Regions from separate parts of the Homo sapiens genome. Here region 2 is linked to region 1. A link is an interaction called in ENCODE POLR2A ChIA-PET data of the cell type or tissue named here. Cell type or tissue: HepG2. All regions are shown on one strand. Links, peaks and the distances in the headings refer to the core of each region. The heading gives the core; the rest is flanking DNA.

Region 1 (9,906 bases), core at 928-8,927:
TGAGGTCAAGTGATCCACCCTCCTCGGCCTCCCAAAGGGCTAGGATTACAGGTGTGAGCCACTGCACCTGACCTGTCTCTTTCTTTAAAAAAAAAAATAGAAAGGAAAGACGGGTGAGCCTGGGCAACATGCCACAACCTTGTCTTTACAAAAATTAGCCAGGCATGGTGGCACACACCTGTGGTCCCAGATACTTGGGCGGCTGAGGTGGGAGAATTGCTTGGGCCTGGGGAGGTCAAGGCTGCAGTGAGCCGTGGTCGTACCACTGCACTCCAGCCTAGGGGAGACCCTGTCTCAAAAAAGAAAAAAAAGGAAAAGAAAAGAAGGGGGGTAACCTTCCTATAACACTGAAGGTCGGACTCTGAGGAGCCCTCTCCCACCTAGGCTGTTAAGGGTCTGAGGAGACCCTGTCAGGCTGCACTCATACACCGGAGGGAGAAATGCCTCCATTTTGGATGGAAGCTCATGGCCTCAAGAGCTTCCACAGGGCTCCATTTTGTACAGTCCACTCAGGAACTACTTTTCAGGGTGTACCACGCTCACCACAGTATCCTGGGGCAGGCAAGTGACCACCCCTCACCTTCTTGGGCCACATGAGTCACTTTCTGTGAGGGCTGCTCGGCGGGTGGGAACTGAGCCTACCGTGGTCATGGTCACCACAGTTGTGGAGAGCTCACCTGAGAAAGAAGCCAGGGTGGAGGAAAGCAGCTCTGAGAGAAGGGAAGAGACAGAGTCCCCAGTAATCATTTGCAGGCCTGGATTTAGACATGCCTGACGGCGACTACCCTTGGACTTTTCAATTATGTCAGGCAAAAATAAACAAAATAGTCATTTTTGCTTACTTCAGTTTAAGTTAGGATTGTGCCTTTTATAACAGAGTTCTAACTGATGACCCCTAATACTCATTCACTCACTCACTCATCCAACAAGTGTTTGTGGCACACGCTTTGTGTACCGAGCACTGTGCTGGGCACAAAGGCCTCCCCATTCCACCCAGAGTGCTGGGGCAGGGTCAGGCCCATGGCTTAGGCATCAGGAATGAAAGAAATCACTTTCTAATGACCACTAATGCTCGTTGTTCAAAAATAAAGTAATATTTGCCTTCCTTGCCGTTAGCTCCGATTCTGCAATGGGGAACAAGATTTTTTCTTTCTCCGCTCCTTGTTGGCTGTCTTACACATGGCCCTTTGATTATACATCCTTATCTTGATGGGTCTACAGGTGATGAATAACCAAATACATTCAACAGTTCCTCAGACATTCACTGAGTGCCATCTGTGTGCAAGGCCTTGAGCTAAGTGCATGAACCCTCAGGACGATGTCTTCTGCAGATACCTCTCCCAGAGAAAACAGAACCAGCCCACGGCAGGGCACACCACACACGGTGTACTAGCCATAAGGAGGCATTCCCAAAGGCAGGGCTCACCTTTTCAGGGAACTAGGAAGGAGGTGGCGGCTCAGCTTCATGGACTCTGGGTCTGGAGGTTCCTGTTAACTCCTGCTGGAGGAGCTGGGCTGAGGGTAGGAGATCCTTGTCTGACCTTAGCTCCACCAATGACCAGCAGAGCGACATTGGGCCTGTCACCTCCATTTCTTATTTATAAGATCAGCGTTAAATTCACTGACCTCATCCTTCTGGTTCCTTCCTATGTTTTGTCTCTGTTCATTTACAGTCTCTAGATGGTATAAAATTCATACAGGTCCACAATCCCTAAGCTACCATTTTCATATCCAAATGGCTCTGAAATCCAGAAATTCTTTTTGGGGGCACAGGGCGGGGAGACTTACTTGGCAGCAAATGCTGGCCTGAACTGACATGAGGCTATTTATAGTCTTTATTATCCCAGTTAGTGTGAATATTTATACACTCCACCACAGGAATATTAATGGGTTTACAGGGTGCTGAGCCAGGCTCCACTAGGAATGTTCTGTAATATACAAAAGAGGCATCACATTGCCCATTTTTTCAAAAAAAAAAATTTTGAATTCCCTAGAACTTCTGGCCCCAGCAATTCTAAGTAAGGTTTCATGGATGTGTGCTAAGATCACCATGCCTGCAGCCAAGGCAAACTGCAACGATCCATGAAGAAGCCAGCTTGTCTCCCAGCTTGTGCAGCCTCCACCTTCCTTGTCCCATGACTCTGTCTCCCAACCTTTGTGAATAGAATTGTCCCTTGTCTATAAAATTCCATCTAGGCTGGACATACTTGTCTGATAGTGGTTCTAGCCAGGACTATTTCTGGTTGCATTTTTCCTTCATGAAAATATTCCCTTCCCTTTGGGGTCCTGTTATCTGCAAAGGATCAGGAGCTGATGAAATAGAATAAGTCATATAAAGAATGGACAAGCATATTAGTTCACCCTTCATGGATGAGATATCTGCATTTGTAATAGATGTATTTTTTTTCACCTTTTATTCTTCTTTTTCTTTCTTTCTTTCTTTTTTTTTTTTTTTTTGACAGAGTCTCACTCTGTCGCCCAGGCTGCTGGAGTGCAGTGGTACAATCTCGGCTCACTACAATCTCTGCCTCCCGGGTTCTTGTACCTAAGCCTGCCAAGTAGCTAGGATTATAGGCACCTGTCACCATGCCTGGCTAATTTTTGTATTTTTAGTAGAGACGGGGTTTCATCATGTTGGCCAGGCTGGTCTTGAACTCCTGACCGCAGGTGATCTGCCTGCCTCGACCTCCCAAAGTGTTGGGATTACAGGCATGAGCCACTGTGCCCAGACCACTTTTTATTCTTAATTGTGGTAAAATACACAACTTAAATTTTTACCATCTTAACATTTATTTATTTATTTATTTATTTTTTATTTTTGAGATGGAGTCTCAGTCTGTCACCCAGGCTGGAGTGCAGTGGCCTGATTATAGCTCACTGCAGTCTCGAACTCCCAGGTTCAAGCAATCCTCTTGCTTCAGCCTGGTGAGTAGCTGGGACTACAGGCACGAGCCACCACACCCGGGTAATTTTTTAATATTTTTGTAAAGATGAGGTCTTGCTATGTTGCCCAGGCTGGTCTCAAACTCCTGGCCTCAAGCAATCCTCCTGCCTCTGCTTTCCAAAGTGCTGGGATTATTACAGCCATAAGCCACTGCGCCTGGACTATCTTAGTCATCTGCAAGTGTACAGTGCAGTAGTGTTCAATGTACTCACGTTGTTGGGCCAATCTTCAGAACATTCTCATATCCAATAAACAACTCCCCATTTCCCCCTCCTCATAGCCCCTGACAAACACCATTCCACTTTCTGTCTTTATGAAGCTGACTACTTTAGATGCCTCATGGAAGTGGAATCACACAGGGGTTGTCTTTTGGTGACTGGCCTATTTTACTCAGCTTGATGTCCTCAAGGTGCATCCATGCAACAGGATCTCTCTCTCTCTCTCTCTCTCATTCTTTCTTTTTAAAATGGAGTCTTGCTCATCACCAGGCCGGAGTGCAATCATAGCTCACTGCAGCCTTGAACTCCGGGGTCAAGTGATCCTCCATCCTCCTGCCTCAGCCTCCCTAGTAGCTGGGACTACAGATATGCACCACCATGCTCAGCTAATTTTTTAATTTTTTCGTAGAGATCGGGGGGTCTCCCTAAGTTGCCCAGGCTGGTCTTGAACTCCTGGCCTCAAGCAATCCTCCCTCCTTGATCTCCCAAAATATTAGGATTACAGGCATGAGCCACCATGCCCGGCCAGGATTTTTCCTCTTTCTAAGACTAAACAACATTCCATTGTATACACCACATTTTGCTCCTCCATTCATCCATCATGGGAAGCTGGGTTGCTTCCACCATCTGGCCATTGTTACTAATGCTGCTATAAACGTAGGGGCACTGTAACATATTTCTAAACCTCTCAATATACACCCCCTTATGAGTACAGCATTCTGATCCCGCCTCTCTCTGCCATTATTACCCCACAGAGAAGGGGAAAGCAATGTTGTCTCGGGAGGGAGAAGGAGTTTCCCCAGAAGACAGGAAGGGAGAATCTACCTTCTCTGCCCCATGGATTCTAGAAAGAGGAAGAAGGCTCACCTCATTATCCGCACTACCCTCCCAGGGAAGGTGGAAGAGAAAAGAAAGATGAACGTTCATGGGCACGGGGCTTGAACTTCCCTACCTGAACAAACATCCAGAAGTGGGCAGACTCTTTAGATTCCAGTGGGTAGAGTCAGGAAGGTTGTCGGGCTGTGGGAATGGTGCATGGGACTTGGTGGCTTGCCTTCCAGGACTTGGCAGGAGATGACAACAACAGTCACTTCTGAAGTGTCTTGGGCAACAATGTAGCAGCAGTAAACAGTGGCTGGGAAGATAAGCTTGAGGCAGTGCCCTTGGTTTTTGCAGCAAAAAGTTCAGGGCAAGATAGGGCCGAAGATGCTTTAAGGCCTGATGGGTGAACTGAAGCCTGGAGTCAGGAGGAAGAAGTCCCATGCATGGGGACCTCACAACCATGGGCAAATGTCCAGGCCACAGGCTGCAGCAGTGGAAACTAAGATAGCCCTAAAAGACAAAAAGGGACTGGTCACCCCTCCATGGCAAGGAGCAGATTCCAGCAGCCGCACTGCCACAGGCTCAGGCCATCATCCTGCAGATTCCGTGGGTATTCAAAGTCCCCTCTCCCCACTGCCTTGAAGACACAGTCAGCACCTGTCTCCACACCCACCTGGCAGCCATCACTCTTTAGGAAGGACGGAGGAGGGGCAGAGCAGTCCCTAAGGAGACCGCACCTCCCAACAGGGACTCTCTAACACGGCCTGGAGAGAATCTGACTATTCCATTGCAAGGAGACAGAGAGTAGTAGGTGCCATTGGTGCCATGCGCAGGTCTCCTTGACCAGCTGGTGCACCCAGCTGCTACAAGTGTTGCAGGGAACCTCAATGCGTGGTTGTGGCTTTCTCTGGACTGTCACCTCTGCCGTGGAAGCTGCTACACCTGGAGACACCTGGGAGGTGCAAGGCCCAGGCCTCTGCCTAAGAGCAACTAATGGCTTGCGGATGTGGAAGCACAAAACCCTAACCCCCTTGTCTCAAGGTGGAGCCAACTCCCTGGTACCATTCCGGCTCCAGAGCCCCCCAGGGGGTCAGGTAGAAGCTGAGTGCCCCTGGTGCACACCTCTCAGCTCCTCCCCTGCCCTCTCCTGCTTCCTTCACCAGGTCAGGGGCACCGGAACCCGGCTCTCAGGCTCTGCTTCCAGGGAACCCCACCCAACACATACATAATTTGCAGCTACTCTGTTCTTACCACATTGTGTGGAGGTGTCTAAGAATAAAGAATCGTATTTTCTTTATACGGGTAAGTGTGGTGAGAGTGAATCTGTAACTGACTCCACTGTGCAGTTAAACAATGTCTTCAGGCAAAAGTGACTCTCATGAGGGCTTTACAGGCCCTGGAGGGGGGCCCCGGGGGAGGCCATCTGGGGGCAGGCAAGTGGCTCCACACTGGCCTTTGCCTGCAGGAGGATTGCTGTGCTCATCTCTAACCCAGACCTCCCAGGAGGTTTGTTCTCCGTTCCCACCAGAGTAGGGTTGCCAGATTTAGGTAATAAAAATGTCAGATGCCCAGTGAAATTTGAATTTCAGATAAACACAACATAACTTTTTAGTATAAGTATGGCCCAAGTATTTCACAGACTGTACTTATACAGAAGGGGCTTTTTCTTGTTTATCTGAAATGTAAATTTCACTGGGCATCCTGATTTCATCTGGCGGCGCCCCCGCCCCCGCCCCAACACTCCCACACAGTCTGACTCAGCAGAAGCCCCCAGATCTGCCCACACACCCAGCCCTGGGTTGCTGCGGGAACTGCAAGGGTCCAAAGTTCTTCCTGCTGGGATTCCACTCCTGGCTCAGCCGCCGTTAGGCCGGCCAGTTATTCTACCCTCTCTGGATCTGATGAAAGCCACAGACTGACGAGGCTCGAAGCTAAAGGGGAAACAAGATGATAATACACAGCTTGGGAGATCACTGCAGCAGCTTGTCACTCAGAAGTCACCTCGGAGGCAAGCACTAGTCTGGATGTCAGCTTGTCCCTGCTCACATGGAAAGAAGGTCTGGTGCCAGCCTGGGCTCACCCCGGGACTAGAAACAGAATAAGGATCACAGGCAAGCGGGAGAAATGGAACCGAATTGAGCTGGCGAGTAAGGGGGCTCATGGTGGCTGAGCGCCTACTACGTGCCTGCCTCTGTATGGCCATTGTCATGCATAGTCCTCAAAACGAATTCTGCAACATTAGAGAATTGTTCCTATTTTAAGAGATGTGAAAATGGAGGCCCGAAGAGGCAAAGGGGGCCACCTATCTAGTAAAAGGCAGTGATGAGCTGCAGGCTGAGGTCTGGGTGGTTCCAAAGACCAGCTCTTCCCTCTCCAGGACAGGAGTCAGAACAACAAGGACAGTTTTAGCAGACGCTGTCCCTGCCCTGCCCATGTCCCCCCCAGGGCTCATGGTTTCCATGGTGGCTCTTCGCCCTGCAAGTGGACAGGGCTGGGGACGAGACACCTTGGGAGCAGCCCTCGGCCAGGATGTGAGTAGGTGGGTAAGTACCCAGCCCCACACCCCTCAGGTGGCACAGCTCTGGGGCCTGTCCCACATTAGGTGATATCCAGACATCCCCAGTGGGAGGGAGCCCCCAGTGCTCATGGCAGTAACTGCTCAAGGCCACCTTCCCTTCCCGGTCTCACATCCTCACTCCCTTCCTCATGGGACCAGGAACCCTTTCCATATCAACTACTTGCACTGCAATTAGATGATCAGGTCAGCAACTGGGAAACCCACCTAAGAGAGCGGCTCATGCTTATCCAGGCTTACCAAGGCACCGTGCTAAGCTCCGCACCAAGATCATCTCATTTCATCCACCCACCTGCCCTTGGGATGAGATAGCTTCTATGATTATCCCATTTCACAGATAAGATAAATTAACTGACCTATGGCATTGCCAGGCCTCAAACCGAGTGGGCCTCAGCCTAATATCTGTGTTCTCAACCACTGAGATATTAAGCAAGGCTTCCATTGAGCTTCTGGGCAATCATTTTCCCTCCTTCTAGCTTTGGACTGACTTCCTCTGCTTGGGTGCACATATAAACAGGAGATGCAGCAGTTGGCTGCCCCAAAACAAAGGGGCATCTTGTGTACAGGTGGAGCTGTGCAGTGGTGCAGTGTTTTAAGCATTGCCTTCATTCCACTCATAGGATATCGAAGGCCCACGTGCCATGTATTCACCTCCTGTTCTTTGCTGGACAGAATGCCTCGCCCAAGATTTAATTTTCCTTCATTCCTCTGCTCTCACATTTTGTGTGTCCTGCCCTTGCCTGCTAGGCCTCAGTGCGGTGGTTCTGGATCCTCCTAAGGACCAAGGCATCTGAGTTCCTCCAGCCCTCCAGGTCCACATGTCTCCAGATAGGAGGGTGTGAGTATGTGCTTCTGTGAGTCTCAGTTCAGAAATCGGCTCTAAGTGACTTGCCTGATCTTCCCAAATGCAAAGACCTACTTAAGACCCTTTCAAAAGAAAATCACTAGGCTTGTTGGCTCTGGCTTCAGAAAAGGGGCCTGAGCAAGAGTTCTATCTGTTTGATTTGTCTCCATTCAAAGCCACATTCTCAAGGTTATAAAGAAAGGATTTCCCAGATTGTCATTGCTTTCATTGATTGCATTATCACCTGAGCAGTATCTTGCAGAAACTATAGATAGGAGTTTCAGTAATTTCTAAATAGCTTTTGGTGTTTTATAACATCAGAAGATAAGCTTGCCATTTGTAAACATGCGCTTGGACAAACAACATACACGCATTCCTTAGGAGGAAAAGAATCTGTTTCTGGGCCTGGGAAGGGTGGTGTTCCGCCTCTACTAAGGGTCAGTTTCAACACTGGATTGTTGGGAAAGAGTTTAAGCTGGAAAAAAGATCTCGGTTTCAATGATCTTCTTAAAATCAGCCACCCTTTGAGCATCTATTAAAAGTTCAAATCACGGGTTGCAAATGAAAAAGCCAGAGGGACAAGGCAAATTAAAAAAATAAAGCAGTGAAGAAAACAGTGCAAGGGCGCTGATAAAAGAGGACCAACATTGGACATCCACTGAGGAGGTCACAAAAGTGCTATGGACTGTGTAGCTGACTGAGGTCCCAGACCCCATCTAAAGGAGGCCACCCCTTTCTGGAATGTGGGTCCCATGTGACTGGCTCTTCTGAGTCTTTTCAAGAGAAGCCCAACGTTTAGATTTTTATGTACTAGTATCCAATTTTTAAATGTTGGGAAATCATTCAAATATTCATAATGCTGTATGGACCCAACAAAACAAAGCCATGCCACGGTTTGTCTCTCCTGCTATGGACCTTCCTTCAAGAAAAATGCCCCCTTGCACATATAAATACAATTTGACATCATATTTCAGGCTTTTGTGGATCAGGGATCTCAGGTTTTTTTCTGTTTGTTTTTGTTTTTGTTCGAGACATATCACTTTGTCACCCAGGCTAGAGTGCAGTGGCATGATCTCAGCTCACCACAACCTCTGCATCCTGGTTTCAAGTGATTCTTCTGTCTCAGCCTCTCGAGTAGCTGGGATTACAGGCATGCACCGCAACACCTGGCTAATTCTTTTTGGTTTTTTTTTTTTTTTTTTTTTGATTTTTAGTAGAGACAGGGTTTCACCATGTTGGCCAGGCTGGTCTCAAACTCCTGACCTCAAGTGATCCATCTGCCTTGGCCTCCCAAAATGCTAGGATTACAGGCATGAGACACCGTGTCCAGCCCGTAGTCAAGTTTTGATTCTTAAAAAACAATCTTGGCTGGGGCTGGGTGCAGTGGCACACGCCTGTAATCCCAGCACTTTGGGTGGCCAAGGTGGGTGGATCATCTGAGGTCAGAAGTTCGAGACCAGCCTGAGTAACATGGTGAAACTTCGTCTCTACTAAATACAAAAAAATTAGCCGGGTGTGGTGGCACATGCCTGTAATCCCAGCTACTCGGGAAGCTGAGGCAGGAGAATCACTTAAACCCAGGAGGTGGATGTGGCAATGAGCCGAGATCGTGCCATTGCACTCCAGCCTGGGCAATAAGAGCAAAACTCCATCTCAAAAAAAAAGTATATATATATATAGGATCAGGTCATTCTCATCTTGAACCTTGGACATGGTTTCCCTGGGACATGTTCTGACCTTCCCTGTGAAAAATATCTACAAACAGTGACTGCCATTCTTGCCTCTGCTGTACTTCCATCTTCCTACTCGGGGACCACATGCTACTCCCAGCATCTTCCCTTAAATCCTTACTGGGATTTTCTTTTTTTTGACACAGAGTCTCGCTCTGTCCCCCAGGCCAGAGTGCAGTGGTGCGATCTCGGTTCACTGCAAGCTCCACCTCCTGGGTTCACGCCATTCTCCTGCCTCAGCCTCAGTAGCTGGGACTGCGCCTGCCACCATGCCCGGTTAATTTTTTGTATTTTTTTTTTTTAGTAGAGATGGGGTTTCACTGTGTTAGCCAGGATGGTCTCAATCTCCTGACCTCGTGATCTGCCTGCCTTGGCCTCCCAAAGTGCTGGGATTACAGGCGTGAGCCACTGCGCCCGGCTGGGATTTTCATCTTTAAAGCATCCCTGGTGAAGCTTTGATTTCCAGTGCTTGCAAACCCATCTGAAAGTGCCAAGATGTGGTCCCCGGTCTCTTCCCTCTGTGTGGCCCTTGGGTGTTGGTGGCATTTAGATGTTGATCAAGTCATGCCTGGCCCTAGCTCTGCTCTAGAGGTTTGGATCTGTATATTCCATCCTGCTCACAGCGTCTACTTGCCTGCATGGACTTTGGATAGAGTCACCTGGAAATGACCAAAGATACACATATGCCATCCCTCCTTCTTTGCAGAGAAGACGAGAAAGACCTTTGCACTGATCTGCACTCTGAGCCACTGCCATCTGCTCATTGAATGCTA
Region 2 (9,906 bases), core at 939-8,938, 160 kb before region 1:
TTTAAACAATGTAGAAAAATACCAAGAAGAAAGTGAAGAAAAAATGATTCAAATTCCATTATGAAGAGATCACTGTTATTAGCATTTTGGTGAACTTTATTATGGTGCTCTGTGTGTGCGTGTGTATTTATATATATTTATATTCACACCTATATATATGTATCTACACACATTTACCTACATATAGTTTTATGTAAATGGGATCATAATGTACATATTATATGTCTGTGTGTGTATATATATTTAACAATATATTAAGTTTTGGGCAGTTCAAGGTCCAGGACCTATAGATTTATTTCACTAATTCTGACAGTTGCATGGAGTTCCATTGCACTTTAAACCATCATAAATGACTGACCCAGTCCCCTGTAGCTGCATGTGGCAGCGGCTGCCACATGTTCACTCTTAAAAACAAGGCCATGGGGTCTGGGCGCGGTGGCTCATGCCTGTAATCCTAGCACTGTGAGAGGCTGAGACAGGCATATCACCTGAGGTCAGGAGTTCGAGACCAGCCTGGCCAAGATGGCAAAACCCCATCTCTACTAAAAATACAAAAATTAGTCAAGTGTCGTGGCAGGCACCTGTAATCCCAGCTACTCAGGAGGCTGAGGCTGGAGAATCGCTTGAACCTGAGAGACAGAGGTTTTAGTGAGCCGAGATTGTGCCACTGCACTCCAGCCTGGGTGACAGAGAGAGACTCTGTCTCAAAAAAACAAACAAACAAAAAACAAGGCTATGGTGAACATTCCTACAGATACACCTTTGGTGGGGAGGGCAATCCTGGGTTTCCTGTTCCCTTGTTTATAACGGAGGGGCTGAAACGTTCAGAAGCCCCGAGCAGTGGGCAGTTAGATGGGGGCATATTTCAACCCCTGGGGTTGAAGTGGTTGTTCCCAAACCTGACTGTATTTTCATTCTCCGAGGCACGTGTTGAATATCCCAACCCAAATCTCCGGGGACCCAGTCACCCTGCTGCCCTTTGCACAGGCCCCAGAGACTTGTTCTTTTTTTTTTTTTTTTTTTTAATTTTTGTTTGTAGAGATAGGGTCTTGCCATGCTGCTCAGGCTGGCCTTGAATGCCTGGGCTCGTGATCCTCCTGCCTTGGCCTCCCAAAGCGCTGGGAGTATAGGTGTGAGCCACCGAGCCCAGCTGACTTGCTTCTTTAAATTAGTTCCTAGCAGACCCACTTGTGCTTTCCTCCTTTGCCTCTGGCCCTGGGTGTCCTCTCTGAGAAGGGACAACGACAGCGCTCTGCTCTGAGGAGCTGGCTCAGTTGCCTGTCACTTGGATGATGCCTCGTGCCATAGCTTTGGACATCTCCATCAGCACTGCGTCCCCTGCCTTGCAGCACCTGACATAATGGCAGGTGCCCAACAAGTATCTTTGCATTGGATGAAAAGTCTTCTTGGCCAGGCGCAGCGGCTCACACCTGTAAACCCAGCACTTTGGGAGGCCGAGGTGGACAGATCACCTGACGTCAGGAGTTCAAGACCAGCCTGGCCAACATGGTGAAACCCTGTCTCTACTAAAAATACAAAAATTAGCCGGGTGTGGTGGTGGGTGCCTGTAATCCCAGCTACTTGGGAAGCTGAGACAGGAGAATCTCTTGAACCCAGGAGGCGGAGGTTTTAGTGAGCCGAGATCACACCACTGCACTCCAGCCTGGGCAACAAAGAGCGAAACTCTGTCTCAAAAAAAAAAAAAAAAAAAGAAAAGAAAAGTAGTTTCACATCCTTTTTTTTAAATTTCCCCTCAACATTTTATTATAAAGATTTTCAAACACACAGAAAAGTTGAATGCATTTTCCAGTGAACACCCACATATGTACCCCCTAGATGGCATTTTACTGTATCTCTTCATCACACAGCTCTGCATCTACCCATTACTTCATCTTATTGTTTTCCACCTTTCAAGGGGAGCCACAAACCTCAGTACACTTCACTCCCAAAGGTCTCCACATGTATATCATTAAGTAGCATTCAGGAATGCCTTTATAGTTCATTTTAGGTAAAATTTACATAGAGTGAAATGTTCCAATCTTAAGTGCACCATTTGCTGGATTGTGACAAATGCAGACATCTGTTAAATCAGACTCCTCCCAAGGGAAGGATGTTCCCGTCCCCTCAGAAGGTTCCTTCGTGTCCCTTGCCAGTCAGGCCACCCCCACACTGCCCCCTGCGGCAACCCCTGTTCAGGTTTTTATTTCATTATAGATGAGTGTTTCCTGTTCTAAAACTTCTTAGAAATGATTTGTACTGCAGGTGCCCTTCTGAATTCTGGCTTCTTTCCCTCCCTGTAGCGATTCTGAAATCTGTCCTCGTTGCTGTGGGTTTCAGTAGCTTGTCCCCTGCTGTTGCTGAGCGGGGTCCCCCTGTGTGCATGTACCTACCATGGGGTGTTCATCCCTCCCACTCTGTATCACTCAGCACACATTAAAACACCCTTATATACTATCTCTCACTCAACTCAATTTGCCTGAGGTCCCACTGCCAATTCAAGGGCAGTCAGGATTTGTCTCTATGTTTCCAGGCAGGGAACCCATCCAAAGGTCACCGATGAAGACCTGCCCAATCTTACTGGCCCTCCGGTGGCCTCTACTCAATCTGCCCCCTGCCCCAGCCAGCACTGCAGGGCTTCCTGACGGTGGTGGGTACGTTGGCTGCCTCGGCTTCCTCTCCTCATGTTCCCCCTTCAATTCACTGCAGGCTGGCTTTGGCTGCCCCTTCCCATCTTATCAGTCCTCCTAGTAACATCCAACGCGGCCACCCCCGCTGCTCAGAGAAACCTCCCCTCTGTTGCCCTCTGTGCTCACCCGCCTGCCTCCACGGCTGCTGCGACTCAGTTTCCTTGGCTGTCCCTCCTCTCGGTGACCTTCAGCGTTGAGGAGTCTTCAAGGTCTAGCTCTGGACAGTTGTCTCTGCTCTCTGAACTCTCACTTCCTACAAGGTTGCATCCAGAACCATGGCTTTAAATTCCACCCAGGTGCTGGTAACGCCACAGCCAGACCTTCCCTTAATTCCGGAATCTCCAGGCTTGGATAACCATAATCTCCACTTCAGGCTCAAATAATCCTCCCAAATTTAACAGCACCAGAAACAGAAGCCTTGGTTCCCCTCTCTAGTCTGATCCTGCCCTGCCCTCCCATCCCCAGTAAGTGGTCCCATGAACCCAGAGGTAGCTCAAGCCTGAAGCCTGGGGGTTGTTCTTGATTTCTCCCATGTCCTTGTCTCCTACATCTAACTTATTACCAATCCACAGAGCATCCATCTCCAAATCACATGCTTTTTTTAAACCATAGTGTGGAGGTATGATTGACACACAAAAAGCTGTAGGTTTTTTTTTTGTTTGTTTTGAGACGGAACTTTGCTCTGTCTCCCAGGCTGGAGTGCAGTGGTGTGATCTCGGCTTGCTGCAACCTCCACCTCCCAGGTTCAAATGATTCTCATACCTCAGCCTCCCGAGTAGCTGGGATTACAGGCATGAGCCACCATGCCTGGCTAATTTTTGCATTTTTAGTAGAGATGGGGTTTTACCATGTTGCCCAGGTGGTCTCAAACTCCTGACCTCAAGTGATCCACCCGCCATGGCCTCCCAAAGTGCTGGGATTACAGGCATGAGCCACCACGCCCAGCCTGTAGATATTTAATGTATACAACTTGATGGATGGAGATATGTACACACCTGCGAAAACATTCATCAAGGCCATAAACTTATCCATCACTCTAAGTGTCCTTCCGTCTCCTCTGTTTCTTTTTCATTTCCTTATGTGGTAAGAGGACTAAACATGAGATCTACTCTGTTAGCAAATGTGTAAGTGTACAGTACAGTATTGTTAATCACAGGCCCTAGTTGTACAGTAGATCTCCAGAATGTATTCATCCTGCGTAACTGAGACATTGTACCCTTTGACCAACATCACTCTGTTTCCCCCTCTTCCCAGTCCCTGGCAATCATCATTCTACTTTCTGCTTCTATGAGTTTGGCTGTTTTCCGTTCCATGTATAAGAGAGAAAGAGCAGTATTTGATTTTCTCTGTCTGAGTTACTTCAGGATCTCATCATGTCCTCCAGGTCCATCCATGTTGTCACAAATGGCAGGATTGATCCCTCTCTCCCTTCCTTCCTTCCCTCCTTTCTTCTTTCTTTCTCTTTTTTAGATACCGGGTCTCGCTCTGTTGCCCAGGCTGGAATGCAACAGTGCTGTCATAGCTCAGGGCAGCCTCCAGCTCCTGGGCTCAAGTGATCCTCCTGCCTCATCCTCTTGAGCAGTTCAAACTACAGGCATGCGCCATGATACCCGGCTAATTTTTAAATTTTTTGTAGAGACAGGATCTTGCTTTGTTGCCCAGGCTGGTCTCAAACTTCTGGTTTCAAGTGATTGATTCTCCTGCCTTGGCCTCCCAAAGTGCTGGGATTACAGGTGTGACCAACCACCCTGGCCCTGGATTTCCTTCTTTTTAAATGTCGAATAATATTCCCTCATAGGTGTATACTACAATTTCTTTATCCATTTTTCCACTGACGGACATTTAGGTTGTTTCCAGATCTTGGCCATTTGTGAGTAACACCGCAATGAACCTGGGTGCGCAGATATCATCTCTTCAAGATCCTGATTTCAGTTCCTTCAAATACAATCTTAAACCTCTCCCCTTCTTTACCCCCACTGCCACTGCCCTAGTCCTTGGGCCATGCTTAAACTACAAGTATTTCTGGTTTATCTGTAATTCAGATGTAACTGGCTGCCCTGCCTGTGAGGGGCTGCAGCCGGCTAGCACCTCCTCTCTAACCTCGTCCCCACTATGGAGTTCCTGTTCCTGCTACCCAGGCCAGGCGGGCTCAGAGTGAGCCAGGACAACCCCCTGCCTCCGCTTCTTTCCCCCTGCCTCCGCTTCTTTCCCCCTGCAGGCATCTGAGGGGGAAGCAGATCCTCTGCAACCGCGAGATCTGAGATGTCTCCGCTGCTCAGGCAGAGCGGGGTCTCTGCCCTACTGCTCAGACACAGGCGTTCCACTTGGCTTGCTGTCAAGAGACTGACTCCAGAGCTCTGATTTTAAGGATCGAGGAGACTGACATCTGTGAGGATCCCAGCAGAGGGCCTGCCTGGCTTACTCGGGGCCAGTACATGGCAGTGCCCCCTTGGTCCTCCTCATGCCTGCTTCCCCCTGGGCACAGACAGGGGCTGGGCTGGTGAGGAAGCCATTCTCCAGGGGGAGCAGATCTGACAGGACTCATTTCTCCTCTCCCTGAGCAGGCTTCTTTTAAAACTACTGCATGTTTGGCCAGGTACCGTGGTTCATGCCTGTAATCTCAGAACTTTGGGAGGCTAAGGTGGGTGGATCAGCCTGGGCAATATGGTAAAACCCTGTCTTTACAAAAAACATGGAAAAAATCAGCCTGGCATGGTGGCAAGTGCCTATAGTCTCAGCTACTCGGGATGCTGAGATGGGAGGATCACCTGAGCCCGGGAGGTTGAGGCTGTGGTGAGCCATGATCATGCCACTGTACTCCAGCCTGGGTGACAGAGTGAGACCCCGTATCAAAACAAACGAAAAAACTCCCCAAAACCCCCCACTGCATTTTAAACCATGCACAGTAGTGAGCAGTCCTGTTTCAGGGCAGTTCTGGGAATTACAAGGACAAAATCTGGCCTTCTGCCTGGTGGAGCAACGTGGGGGTGTGGACGCCTGTGTGTGAACGCCCCTCACCCACGTGGGACAAAGTCCATCCTCTGTGCCAGGCCCTGGGCAAGCCAGCCCGGCTGATCCACCTTGCTCCTCCCCCTCTCTTCTTTGTGTTCCCTGCAAACTCCTGCCAAGTTTGCAAGCAGAAAGAGCTGACGGTTTGGGGTTGTGCAGAACATTCCTTTCTAGAATAGAAGTCAGCTGGTGGGGAAGCAGATGCCCCTTACTCTCGGTGCCTCAACTTCCTCATTGGCCTAACGGGGCTTAGGAATTCTGCCTGCTTCTCCTGGAGAGCACAGGGGACCCACCAGGCCCCCAGTGCTCAGTAAGAGGGGTACCTTCTGTCCATGCAAGTGGCCCTCCTTTGAGACCCAGCGCCCGACTGCCCAACAACTTGGAGCTGTTTCCTCCTTGTTCGTAGCACTTTCTGGCCTCTTCCCTTGCCGTCTTCAGTGGGTGGCATGGTGGCCCTTTCTCTTTACATTTTTTTCTGGCACTAGAATCTGAGCTCCTTGATCTGCAGGGATTGTGGTTTCCCCACACAGTGCCTGGCACACAGATAGTGCTCAATAAATGCTCACCACGGCAGAATTTAACTGTCTTTGAGGTATCCAGAATATAGAGACAGGTTCCTCCAGCTTCCTACTCCCTCAGGCCTATTCTAAAACAAAACCTGAATTTCTGTCCCTGAAGGCAGGTCCTCCTTTAGCCAACTGCAGGTCTCCTTAGGAAGAGTAAGATTCCAAGTCCTAATTTATCCTTTTTATACCTAAGGTGGATCAGCCCTGATTTTATGCTGGGACCTTTACTTGTACTATTTTATTTAATCCTCAAGATAACCCTATGAAGTAGGTACTGTTAATATCATCCCCATTTTACAGATGCAAAAACTGAGGACCAGAGAGATTAGGCAACTTGCCCAAAGTCACACAGCCAGCAAGCAGTGCACAAGGGATTTGAACCCAGACCCTTCTGATACCAGAGCGAATGCCCTTGAACCTCTGGGCTACACTGCCTGAGGGCTGCAGGGCTCTAAAGGGATAAGGAAGGAAGCTTGGAGGGACTGAGTGCCAGGGGAGTGAGAGGGGTGTGTGTATGAGTGTGTGGGTGGGTGGGGCTTTGCAGGGAGGCGGTTGCTACAGAGGGGCAGGGGAAGGGGGGTGCTGGAACGTGGGGAAGGTAGACAGAGGAGCCCCAGAAGCAGTCAGCTGTGCTGACGATGGATGGGGCAGGAGAAGAGAAACCCCAGGCAAGGGAGGTGAAGCTCTGAGCGGCCACACCAAGCTCTCCCTCCTGCCCAGGGCACAGCGCCAGGCCTTACTTTTGAAGCTAACGAGAAGCAGATGAAGGAGTGGGATGGGCTAGAGGCGGAGACTGCCTCTGCTACGTGGCACCCCTCGGCAAGCCTGGAGCTTCTGCCAGCGGCCAAGAGTGGGGCAGGGCCTTGCAGCTGGACTGTGGGTCTCCCTCAGGGTTTACTACAGCTTGGACTTGCCAGTGCAAGAGGGTGGATCTTATTCAAAGATAGGTTCAAACATTAGCAGCCTCAGTGAACGATGCAGCCTGGGCTCCATGGAGTTGCTACCACCCATAAGAGGGTGTCCCTCCTGCCATGGGCTTCCCTTTCCTTCCCTGACACATGGACAATCCAGCCCACAGGTCTGAGCCCCCCAGAGCAGCTGGCTCCCAGGCTGCGCCATCCCTTCCAGGGAGGGGTGGGAGTGGGTAGTGCAGGTGCTTGGAAGCCAGAGGGGTGGCTCTGAAGGGATAGCTAGGATTCAGGATCCAGGGAGAGCACTGGGGGCTGGGGTGGCAGCCCCCTGTGGGCCAGGACTGGGTGTGTTGGTGACAGCAGCATCCGCAGCACCTTGCATGGTGTGCCTAGTCGATGCATAATCAACACTTTAGTTACGTCACATAACGGCTCTGTAAACAGGATCTGGAATCAGCCATGGGCTTGAACCTCAGTCCCACTATTACTAGCTCAGCAGAGGGCTTGACCCCCCTCCCCAACTTTTTTAGTGACAGGGTCTTGCTCTGTCACTCAGGCTGGAGCGCAGTGGCATGATCATAGTTCACTGCAGCCTTGAACTTGTGGGCTCAGGCGATATTCCAGCTTCAGCCTCCGGAGTAGCTGGGATTATAGGCGTGTGCCACCACACCTGGCTAATTTTTAAATTTTTTGTAGAAATGAGGTTTCACTTTGTTATCCAGGCTAGTCTTGAACTTCTGGGCCCACGTGATCCTCCCGCCTTGGCCTCCCAAAGTGCTGGAATTACAGGCACGAGCTACTGTGCTTGGCCAGGGCTTAACCTCTTTAAGCTTCCATTTTCCTATCCGAGGCTTCCAACTCAGGCAGCTCTGAGCCAGCTCTGAACCAGTCACGACTTGCTGCCTCTTAAAGGTGCAGAGCTCAGCACAGTGCCTGGCACATAGTAAGTGCTTAGTAAAAGCCATCATGGACATTTAATTCACAAACAGGTGGAGGATGCAGCAGAGTGTCCTGGGTCTTCCTGAAAGAAGTGAAGTGATGGCATTTTGTACTTTTCATCATTCATTCATTCAATCTTCATTCAACTCTCCTACAAACCTGGCCTAAAATGCAGGCAGAGTTGGTGTTGGGGAAGGAGATGGCTGTGGGTCCATTATACTCCATGAAGCCTGTTTGAGGGAAAGAAGCAGAGAGCCCTTCAAGTGAACCGGAGGGAGACGGGCTCCTATTAGGAAACCCTGGACTCAGGGAACTGATTACCAGAGGAGCCTCACAGCAGCCTCCTGGGAACGGAAGGTTACCAGGCAATCCGGGGCTGGGTCACTTCTCTGCCGGCCTGTGCTAGTCTCCCTGCGCACTGACTATCCCCGCGAGACTCTTCTGCTCCCCCAAACTCAGCATGCAACAGACTACGGGTTGCCGTGGTAACAACCAGGGCTCCAGTTTTATATGTTCTTACCACTTCCGGGTCAATACCACTTCCAGGTCAATACCACACCCGGGTCAATACTACCTGACTGTGGTTGGGTCTTTTTGAGTTCAAATTCTGTCGCCCTCTCATAAGTGGGGGGGCTATCTGTCTCAAACCTGATAGTTTGCTTCTTCCTCATCAGCAAGAAGGGGGATCACACTCCCAAAAAAGGTAGGCACGCAAAATTGTCTCCTATGAACAGAACAAAAGACCAGCACCTCCCAGCAGCCTTTTCAGATAACTATCTTCACACCATTTACACCATCTTTATTTATCCTCTTACCTCTCTTTCTCCAGGACTGTTAAGAAGCTGAGAGCCACAGTAAAAAGCCACAAGGATGTCCCAAGTTACATTTCCAACCTTGTCACCTGCTTCCTTCACAAACCCACTTTTCTGGGCAGAAAAGTGCACCCTGCCAGCAGAACACGCCTGGTTCCTTCCTCCCTCCAAACTTCCGCCCACACTCGCCTCTGTAGCCTCTGTAGCCAGATGTGCTCCTCTTCATATCATTTTTTTTTTTTTTCTTGAGAAAGTTTCTTGCTCTGTTGCTCAGGCTGGAGTACAGTGGCATGATCATGGCTCACTGCCACCTTGACCTCCTGGGCTCAGGCGATCCTCCCACTTCAGTCTCCAGAATAGCTGGGACCACAGGTGCACACCATGCCCAACTAATTAAAAAAAAATATTTTTTTGTAGAGACGAGCTCTCACCATGTTTCCCAGACTGGTCTAGAATGCCTGGGCTCAAGCGATCCTCCCTCCTCAGCCTCCCAAAGTGGTGGTATTACAGGTGTGATACCTAATTCAAGAGTTAAATAACATTAAAGAATAATTTGGAGGCTCCCTCCCAGCCTCCAAATCTTCACCAGCCCTCAAAATTAAGCTCAACTTCTGTCTCCTCCAAGAATTTTCCACAGGATTCCAATCTGGAGGGATCAGTGTCCTCTAAGTGTAGCCTTTATTGACTCTTCCACCATTTGGTCTCCTATATTACCATCAGGAAAAATTAGTAAAAGACTTTCAAATGGACAAAAAAGAGCAAATGTCACTGAATGTCCAGCCTAGAGCACTCTTCCAGTTTATCACTGCCTTCCATTGCCTTTGAGCCATTTACAACTCTATAAGTCACAGAGAACTGATAATAGTGCAAATGACTTGAGTTCATAGAAATGCAAATTCCTTGTGTCCCGGGGAATGTACTCGATGGTTGCCCTGTGGATAAACTTCCTCTGCAAGTTCATTTCAGCCTCCTGTTGACTTAC

Evidence for each region. Peaks named below come from ENCODE experiments on the same cell type or tissue, not always from the same donor. Only the 100,000 strongest peaks of a DNase experiment are listed, where the experiment ranks them.
Region 2: POLR2A ChIA-PET joins it to region 1 with 19 read pairs; 2 of 35 experiments call an interaction of 5 or more read pairs at or near these places.

Annotation. Positions count from the first base shown.
Region 1 is chr20:17,706,749-17,716,654 of GRCh38, reverse strand. The region is part of intron 1 of BANF2 (BANF family member 2); the gene reads right to left. Among named protein-coding and RNA genes, the nearest start is that of BANF2, 12 kb to the right of the region's middle. In HepG2, for the core only: a CTCF peak has its summit at 6,325; DNase peaks (open chromatin) are centred at 5,834 and 6,345; H3K4me3 peaks cover 1,444 bases; H3K27me3 peaks cover 1,969 bases.
Region 2 is chr20:17,871,289-17,881,194 of GRCh38, reverse strand. It overlaps LOC105372548 (a long non-coding RNA gene), which reads right to left and starts at 8,559. Exons shown (of 4, transcript XR_937297.3): 1 at 8,475-8,559; 2 at 8,272-8,342; 3 at 2,814-2,940. RefSeq lists enhancers at 4,440-5,342, 9,341-9,906. In HepG2, for the core only: no CTCF peak of the experiment used is centred there; DNase peaks (open chromatin) are centred at 3,334, 5,704, 7,014, 7,704 and 1 weaker place; H3K4me3 peaks cover 1,909 bases.